Regions from separate parts of the Mus musculus genome. Here region 2 is linked to region 1. The links are chromatin contacts, found by Hi-C in ENCODE. All regions are on one chromosome and are shown on one strand. The core of a region is the stretch at or near the end of the contact, and the rest is flanking DNA. Distances in the headings are between cores, read along the strand shown. Region 1 holds the start of Cd5 (CD5 antigen). Region 2 holds the start of Cd6 (CD6 antigen).

Region 1 (4,599 bases), core at 544-3,043:
GATGCAAGGTAGAAAACTTTGTGGGGTAGTTACTAGGGAGTCGGTGGCAGGGGAAGAGCTACGGACCTGGAGTGCAGGGACCCCACCACTAGGGTTCCCTCCGGTACACAGCCAGTAACTGAGGTAATACATTCAGACTTCTATGAAGGTTGGAACACATAGTGAAGCCACCTAGTAGATCACACTCAGGCCTGTGAAGGGGAAATAAATCTAAAGCTCCGGGTTTGGATTGCCTTTGATAAAGAAGTGAGTCTGGAGGTCTGTGGAAGGAGATGTCGGTTTCCTTGTGTGTGCATGTGTGTGTGTGTGTGTGTGTATGTGTGTGTGTGTGTGTGTGTGTGTGTGTGTGTGTGTGAGTGTGTGCATGTGTGTGTGTGTGTGTGTGTGTGAGTGTGTGCATGTGTGTGTGTGTGTGTGTGTGTGTGTGTGTGTGTGTGCGCGTGTGTGCACATGCGTGTGCATGCATGCATATGCGAGGGCGTGGGCTGGCTGGTCAATGGACAGTGAAGCTCTCTATAAACTGTGAGGAAATAGGCTCCGATGGGCACTTAAGAAACAAAGGGATGCTAGGGATACAGATCAGTTGAGAGTGTTTGCCTTGTAAGCATGAGACACTGGGTTCCAGCAAAGGAAAAAATAACAGACACACCAGGTAGGGACTGTCCCCAGCACCCAACCCATCACCACCACCAGACAAGAGTTTCTCTGTGTAACATCCCTGGCTGTCCTGGAACTCACTTTGTAGACCAGGCTGGCCTCAAACTCACAGAGATCACCTTGCCTCTGTCTCCTGAGTGCTGGGATTAAAAGGTGTGTATCACCATGCCAGCTGCATTTCTAGTTCTTGCATATCATTGATAATGTTGAATGAATGAATGAATGAATGAATGAATGAATGAATGAATGAATGAACGAATCTAGATCCAGAGACCATACAACATGGAGATCTCACACCCAACATGAATATCTATCTCATACCTAACATGGAGATCATACCCAAAATGGGCATCTCACACCAACAGGGAGATCTCTCTCTCTCTCTCTCTCTCTCTCTCTCTCTCTCTCTCTCTCTCTCTCTCTCTCTCTCTCTCTCTCTCTTTCTCTCTCTCTCTCTCTCTCACACACACACACACACACACACACACACACAGTGCTGCAAGTTCAACTCAGATGAAGACACTCTCCTCCCCATACTTGCTGGTAAAATATTACTCTTGGATTCTTAGGCACAGCAGCTCCCGCTTGTAATTCTAACATTTGTGAGACTGAAGCAGGAGGATTACCACAAACTCCAGGCTTACATGGGCTACCTAGCAAGGTCTTGTTTTGTTTTGTTTCTTTGCTTAGATCCCCATAGGGATTCAACTCAGATTATGGACTTCCAGCCCCGTACACCATCAGGAGTGAGCAGGGCTTGTGTCTTGGTTTTCCTTATTGACCCTGCAATAAGACCTGAAGTTGCTCGCCTGCACAGTCCCCACCCCACTCAGAATCCTGTAGGGAAGGCTCCTGTCTCGGGCCCTTGCCCTTTTACCTCGGGTGAGCTCTCCTGAGAGTAGAACGACCTCTCTCTGGAGTTCCCAGCCTCTCTCTGCCCCACAGTCCCATCCCACAAGGACACCTGGTTCTGCCCAGCCATGAGAATGGCCAGTGGGCACTACCGCAGTTCCAGGCACCTCGTGCAGGAAGCTGACAGAGACTCAGGCCTCCATTCTAATTGGGGCAGGTGGTTTCACAGGGAGGAAGTTGACAGTTCAACTTCAAACAGGGTTGGCAGTGACACAGGCCCACACTGCCTGCTTCCCCTTTCCACCCCTGTTTATGCCCCCTCCCTCCAAGACAGTAAGACACTGAGTCAGACACCTCTCCTGGCTGGCCAGCTGAGCTCACTGAGGCTGAGGCAGCAGAAGGCCATTATCCATGGACTCCCACGAAGTGCTGCTGGCTGCCACATACCTGCTGGGAACGCTGGGTGAGTCTCTGCCGGTACTGGGTACTGCCAGGCTGAATACCTGTGCATACCGGGGTGCAGTAAGAGGATCTCAGTTCTTCCCAGGTCTGACTCTGGGCTCATGTGCAATAGCAGGGAGGCTTAGGGTCACAGAGGTTAGGTCAACTCCCCATTCTCCGCGGGGCTCTGCGCGTGCATTGCCAAGCCTGATCCACTGTCTTTCTCAGCTTTGGGTTAGAAGTCAGTGTGCACTTAGTTTCCAACCTGTGCAGCCACCCTCTCCAGGGTGCCACCTAGAAATGCCTGGCCTTTATTTGGTCACCTCCAGGGAGGCACAAACCTGATATTGAGGATGCTCCGGGCAGAGTAGGCTGCGGCAGAATGGTCCATTTATAAGGATGCGGAAGAACAGAGAGATGCCAAGCTCAAACAGCAGCCCTATGTCAGTTCTAAAGGAGTCCCCAACTCATGAGCCTTGCTCCAAACCTGAGACCCTGCTGGTGGGCCATCAGTGACATCAGGAAAGTAAGCGATTCTTGACTAGCCAGAGGTATGCTGTGGGCGCTAGGCCTGGAGGCCCAAAGAGATCCTCCGGGTCACAGCATGTGCACAGAGCAGAGCAGAGATGTAAACTGACGTGGCGGGGTAAAGGCTGCTGGATGCCAGGTGGGATGGAAAAGAAGAAATGGCTTTCTACTTCACAGAGAAGGGTTGGGGGCTTCAGATACCCACTCTGTACCTACAAGAGCTAGGAGTGAGTGTGAGAATGTGTGACTCTGGATGTGGAGGGGTGCGTTTTGAATGTATGTATCTATGAGAACTGTGTGTGCACTCTCCTGGACACTATATGACCTCTTCACTCATGTTAGCATGACTTGGATGCCCACGTACACACCCCTTGTGCATTGGACAGTAAGAGGTACACCATGCCTGCTTGACAAATCTTGGCTTGCTTCCTGGACCTTACTAGGACATTGATGTGGTCCCTTTGGTCCTGAGAATCTCAGAAGCCAAGCCTTTATCCCCTGCCCCAATCCAGGCCTTCTCTGCAGTCTCAGACCCACACACAAGGAGACAGGACCCACCCATGGTCCCCACTGGGCATGGAGTGAGCTCTTGGCAGGACTGCAGGTACCCCTGTTCCATGGAAGCCAGAGTCCAGAAGAGATGGAATCGAACCATCACCCCAGTAGAGTTATCATTTGGAGGCCTGGGAGCACATGGTCCCTGTATGTTGCTAGAGTCTTATAGGTAGAAAGTAGTTTCTTAGTCGTGGGTAGGTAGGGAACAGCTCGCACTTTTATTTTACTTTTATGGTCCTATGATTGAACCCAGGACCTCACACATGCTACGCAAGCTATGGCTGAGCTACAGCCTGCCACTTTTTACTTTAAAAAAAAAACAAAACTGTTTTTAGACATTTGGGTGTGTGTGTGTGTGTGTGTGTGTGTGTGTGTGTGTGTGTGTGCATACATGCATGTGTACCAAGACTTTATTCCCACCCTACAACCAGCCCTCCCCAGCAGCCTCAAGTGTGCTATGCAGGAATGCCATTGGGTCAGAGGACAATTTGCAAGAGTCAGTTCTCTCCTTCTGCCCTGTGAGTCCAAGAGATAGAAATTGGCACATGAGTCTTGGCAGAGAATGCCTTTACCCACTTAGCCATCCTACAGGGCCCCAGCTTTTTGAAGCATGGTCTCCATAAATGACCAGCTGGCCTGAACTTACTCCATAACCCAGGAGTGTCTTCAACTTGCAATCCTCCTGCCTCAGCCTCTCCGGTAGCTGGAATTACAGGCCTGTGCCACCAGGCCTGATTTTCATGAAATCCTTTTAAATCCTTTTTTTTTTTTTCCTGTTAGCTTCTGAATAGTACAGAAAATATGTGGAGCCATCTTCCCATTTTACAGTGAGTGAAAACTGAGGCCCAGGAGTGGCAAGCGCATGGTGGAACAGGTGGTGAGCAGCATGGAGAGCCTGGCCTACATTTCTGCCCTCACACAGCCCCACCACCTCTGTAGGAGTAATAGGTTCCCAAAGCCATTCTCACACGTCAGAGCATGACCATAGGAGAAGCCTTCATCAGCAGAGACACAAACATCAAGGCATAGGGCTGTGGATACTCTAGGACCTAAGGAATGAAGATCTTTACAACCTGGCTAGGGTTCCCACATTGTCCCCTCTTACAATTTTTCTGAGCCTCAATCATTGAAGTGGGTTGGGGACGTGGCTCAGACACCACAGTAACTCCAAAAACCAATTTGAGTTCCACTCTGGCACTTTTGGCTAGGTGACCCCGGGCGCTGGTTTGGTAATCCTCCCTCTCCTTCACTGTAAGGAGAATAACAGCAAATGGCAAGGAAACGAATTAACTCACAGTAGGCCTAGCCTATATGTGGTGGAGATAGTGCTCAGTGGACACTAGGGTCATCTGGAAGCAAGGCAAGGCAGAATGGGATCTTACCAAGCGCTCGCCACACCATAGATCTTCTCCCCCTTTCTTCTGCCCAGGCTGTTCATCCACCCATTCGCTTATTCACTCTCACTCATTCACTCATTCATTCATCTACAAATCTGTTCTGAGCATGTGCTACTCAGCTCTTTACAGCGGCAGGAGCATCGAGAGCCAAGGCAGACATTTTGGCCCA
Region 2 (4,599 bases), core at 1,462-3,961, 91 kb before region 1:
TGATAGAGGTAAATAATTCTTAATTTGGCGAACCAGTCTGTTCCAGATGACCCATGCATGTTAGTACAAAACTGTAAGTGGGGAAAGACATATTTAAAGCACAGGATGGGTGACTGGGTTTCAATGTTAGTCTCTGTGAAGCTATGATGGTGTTAAATTCCACATCATGATTCACCTTCAGCAACCCTGTCTTAAATATGCATGTAAGTATGTATGTATGTATATGTATATATGCATACACACACACACACACACACATATATACATACACACACACATGGAATGGGGTGTGCACATGCCATGACACAATGCACGGAGTTGGACTACTTCTGTGGGCTTTAAAACCCATTCCTTTGTCATTTTGCTGGGCCAAGTTCATGGAGAGATAGTGAAAATGCCTGCATTACTCAAGTACAGAGAGCCACTGGTGTCCCTTGAAAATCAAGAGCCAAAGGTCTTGGTTCTAAGAGTTAAAAATAAACAATGACCTCACTGACTTGAGCATCCAACTGGACACATCCTCTAGCTTCCTGCTCTGAGCTTCACGCCCACGAAGCATGAGTGGCTTGGTCCTTCTAGCCACAATAACACTCACCCTCTGCTGTCCTGCCTTGAGGTACCCAGTTCCTGTACCAGGAGCACCTACCCCTGTACCTCCCTCTGCCACTGAAACCAGCCCTTTCTTTCTATTCCGTCTTTTTCTTTTGTCTTTGGGGAAGAATCCCTTTCCACTCTGGTTTTGGAGCCACTAATTTTTTTTTTTTTTTTTTTTTTTTTTTTTAGTGCGTGTCTGTGTGGGTGAATGTGTGGAGGTCAGACGTCAGAGGGAGATTTGCAGAAGTCAGTTTCCTCCTTCTACCATGTGACATGGGTCCGTGGGTCCCAAGGATTGAACTCAGTCCATCACACTTGGCACCAAGCACCTTTACCCACGGAGCCATCTCACTCTTGAGAATGTATGCTTCTTGAAAGCAGGGAAGTTGTTTCATCTCTTTTCTTCCCTTGGAGTGACACTCCCAAGCCTCCAGAGATGAGTGGAGTGGAATCTGGAAGCCCGACAAAACTGCCTATGCCCCGGGGCCCTTTGTGTTGCCAGACACTCTTCACTAGAGGGCGCCCTCAGCCGGTACCAGGACAGAGTCCTGTCCCTCTCTCCCTCTGAGATGGGCGGGGTCTCACTGTGGGAGGAGCCTGATTCACTATGGCTTCCCAATTTGCCACATCAGATATCCCCCTCAGCTGGTGGGACACTCCTACTAGTGGGAGAAATCCTCTCCATTACACAAGTGGAGAAATGAAAACAAGCTAGAATGGAGGAAGTGGAGTACCAAAAAATGTTGTATGAGGCATGGCTGGAATCTGGAACCAGTCTCTTTCTAGACTCTAGGGTTCTGCTTAGAGACAAATTATCCATTCCCACATTCTCTCAACAAAACCTATTTAACACCTACTATGTGTTACGAGGGGGGGCTCATTGGTGAGCTAAATGCACAGTCTACTTTCTAGCCTGGTTCAGCACGCCTAGGCAGCCTGGTCCTTCCCGCTCTAGCCCTTTCCTCCCGAATCTTTTCCTTCCCCAGCAGCCTCCCTGCACAGCCATCTGCTGAAACTCCGCTTGCCCTCTTGCCCAGGACACAAACAGCGAGCAGTCCTCAAAGATGGGATCCAGATTCTTTGGCACCTCTGTGCAACTCCCACCTGGGTTGGGGCACGTGGAGGTGGGGGGGAGTCCTTCTCTGAGACCCCCTATTCTTTGGGGTTTCCTTTGGAAAAGCTTAGGCCCTTGCTACGTGCACCCCAGGACTGGGGAAATGGTTCAGTAGTTTGCCAAAGAAGCATGAGAAGCAGAGCTCAGACTGTCAGGACCTACACAAAAGCCCTGCAGGTATGGCAGCCTCCTGAGATCCCAGCACTTAGGAGGCAGAGATGGGGACCTCCAGCGTAAGCTGGCGAGCTAAACTTGTGGAATCAGGAGCTCTAGATACAGTGAGAGACCCAACCTCGATAAATAACAGAGAACAATTGAATTGAAGAAGACTACTCTGACATCAGCTTCAAACTTACATACACACACACACAGACACACACACACACGCACAAATATACACACACATAGATACACACATTCATACATGTGCATATACACTACGCATACCATATGCTCACACACACACTTGCACACACATGCACACACATGCACATACTTTCTCTCACAAACATACACACACATGAATGAACACACACACACACATATTCACACACATACATATATACACATACACGCACACACACTACACACGGCACACCTGACATACCCCTCGATACACACACGCAAAAGAAGAGTCCATCAAGACTCTGTCCTCCTGCCTCTTAGTCACCACATTCCCAAGGACAACACAAACCTTGGAATGCAACCCCATGAGAGCTGGATTCTGTGGGAGGGGCAGCAGGGGCGCATTAATTCACTCTTCTAGCACCAGTTACTAGAGCATCTCTGGGAATGAGCTGTCTCTTTGTGTCCAGGAAAGAAGGCACAGCCTCTTTGTCTTTCTTGGAAGACCCTCAGGGATGCGTTCATTGGACATGGCCTCTGTGATTCTTAGGGTTCACTTTGGTTGGTGGGCTTATGGAAGGTAGCTTGGCTCCCCCACCCCAACAGCCCTGTAACAGCACCCCTGTTACAACAGCCTGGCTTCCTGGAGACCAAAACCACAAGCAGAAGGTAGAGGCGTGAGACACTCACAGGCTGGGCCTGTGTGTAGGAGAGAGAGTGCGCAGCACACAGGGCACTGAGAACAAGAACAGAAAGGGCACCACGGGTGAGACAAGCCATCGGTGGCACAACCGTCTCCCGGAACCAGGATGGCACTTCCTATGGGCAGGCGTGAGTAGCAGTGGAGACAGCACCAGACATGTGGCTCTTCCTTGGGATCGCTGGATTGCTGACAGCAGTTCTCTCAGGTAGATCTCTTCTGTCACCTCCTACAGCTCGTGCTAGGGGACCCGGGTTCTGTCTGCTTGGCCCCTTGCTAGCTGTTTCCTCATGGCCACCTTTGTAGAGCCTTTTAACCTAAGACCATCCTGGTGTGACAACAGCTTGGGGCTTGAGGTGACGCAGGGACCCCTTAAAGGGCCGGATGATGCTCTCATCATAAAAGGCCTCCTGGGAGTGAGGTGAACGAACCTCATGCCTGACTTGGGGCCTAGGTCTGAGGAAGGAGCTCCCCACGCATCCATAGGTGCAGGAAGCACCCGCTTCTCCCACCTTCTTACCATCTCACAGGAAGGAAGGAACGACTCCTTTGAGAGGGAGGACCAGCCAGCATCAGTATTTTCCATGTTAAGTCCCAGAGTGGGGTTCACCAGGACCAGAGACAGAATCCAGGGAGACCCAGGGGACTTCACTCTTAGTGACTTCGGTTCAACCTCTTGGATGAATTTGAGACACAAATGATCAAGAAGGCTTTTGAGTTCCTGAGCTGCTAAGTGCTGAAGTAGTCTTGCATAGTCTGGACTAGGGTTCTGGAGCAAAGGCCCAAGGTCGCCAGATACTTGATAGAGTGCACAGGCCAAGCTAGCAGAAACAGGCAATACACAGAGACTCAGGAATCCCTGTACATGGCAGGCATTCACATTTCAGGGTAGGAAGATGGTATAGAAACAGACTTAGGGTCTAAGGAGTTAGGTCTGCCTTACAGAAGGGGAGCCCAGGCAGAGGGATGGGGACATAAAGCTGGTCAGAGGTTATGAGCACTCGGGGAGTTCTGAAGTGTCTTCTTTCTGTCTGGATCTTCAGGCATTTCATCCAAGTCCCCTGGTGTTAATTGGCATGTGTTTTGCCCAGTAGAGGCCTGGGCTTTTGCTGTCCTTTCTTGACCAGCTGTTTCCAAAGCACTGGCTCTCGGAGCTCAGCCTCCTTCTACTCAGGCCGACGGCAAGGCCTTCTGCTTCTTCCTATCCATCAGTGCCACCACCTCTGCCTCTCTTAAGAGGCCTGACACAAGATCAGGCTTAAGTCCTAAAGGAAAAGGTCTGCTGACCGCTAAGACCGGGGCCCCAAACAAGCCAGCTCCTTCTCTTTCCACTGCTTCCCAGTATGGATGAGGGCTGGGGCTGAGCTGAGCACGGAGCCCTTTGGGCTGAAACTGAGAGGTCCTTGGTCTGAGATGATGGGTCCAGAGTGATGCCTATGGGAAGGTAAGACCTCAGCAGCAGGCGGGCTCCAGAGAGCCTACCCTTAGGTATGGGTTGCACCTGGCCCATGCACAGTATCAGTTCCCTCAGCTCCTTCCTGTCCCTGGGTTGATGTCAGTTGACCCGCTTTTAGTCACTGATAGAAGTTTAGTTTTGAAAGAAAAAAATTGGTTATGTTGTAAGTGGAAAAGCCTTCTCGTTTGCCAGAAATTAAAGGGATGAGGAAAGCCTAAAAATAAATGGTGGTAGAACCCAATTCGAGGCAATTGAAATGGTGTCACCAAGGCCCTAGAGCCTAAGGCCTACGCCATTCTGCTCTCCCAATTAGAGGGGTAACGAGGGAGGTGGGTAAGGACATCCTGGTTCCGAACTGTTATTTTCTTCAGAATTTGTCAGTCACTCGGA

Evidence for each region. Hi-C counts contacts between places; a loop is a spot of excess contacts on that map.
Region 2: a loop to region 1 is called in a map of T-helper 1 cell, with 2.9 times the contacts of the local background. The contact joins the promoter of Cd6 here to the promoter of Cd5 in region 1. A Hi-C loop is called at or near these places in 8 of 37 maps with a recorded cell type or tissue (CH12.LX, T-helper 1 cell, T-helper 17 cell and 4 more).

What each region holds. Positions count from the first base shown.
Region 1 is chr19:10,736,168-10,740,766 of GRCm38, reverse strand. Cd5 (CD5 antigen) reads left to right here and starts at 1,793. Exons shown (of 11, transcript NM_007650.3): 1 at 1,793-1,972. The coding sequence starts at 1,921.
Region 2 is chr19:10,828,170-10,832,768 of GRCm38, reverse strand. It overlaps Cd6 (CD6 antigen), which reads left to right and starts at 2,711. Exons shown (of 13, transcript NM_009852.3): 1 at 2,711-2,961. The coding sequence starts at 2,913.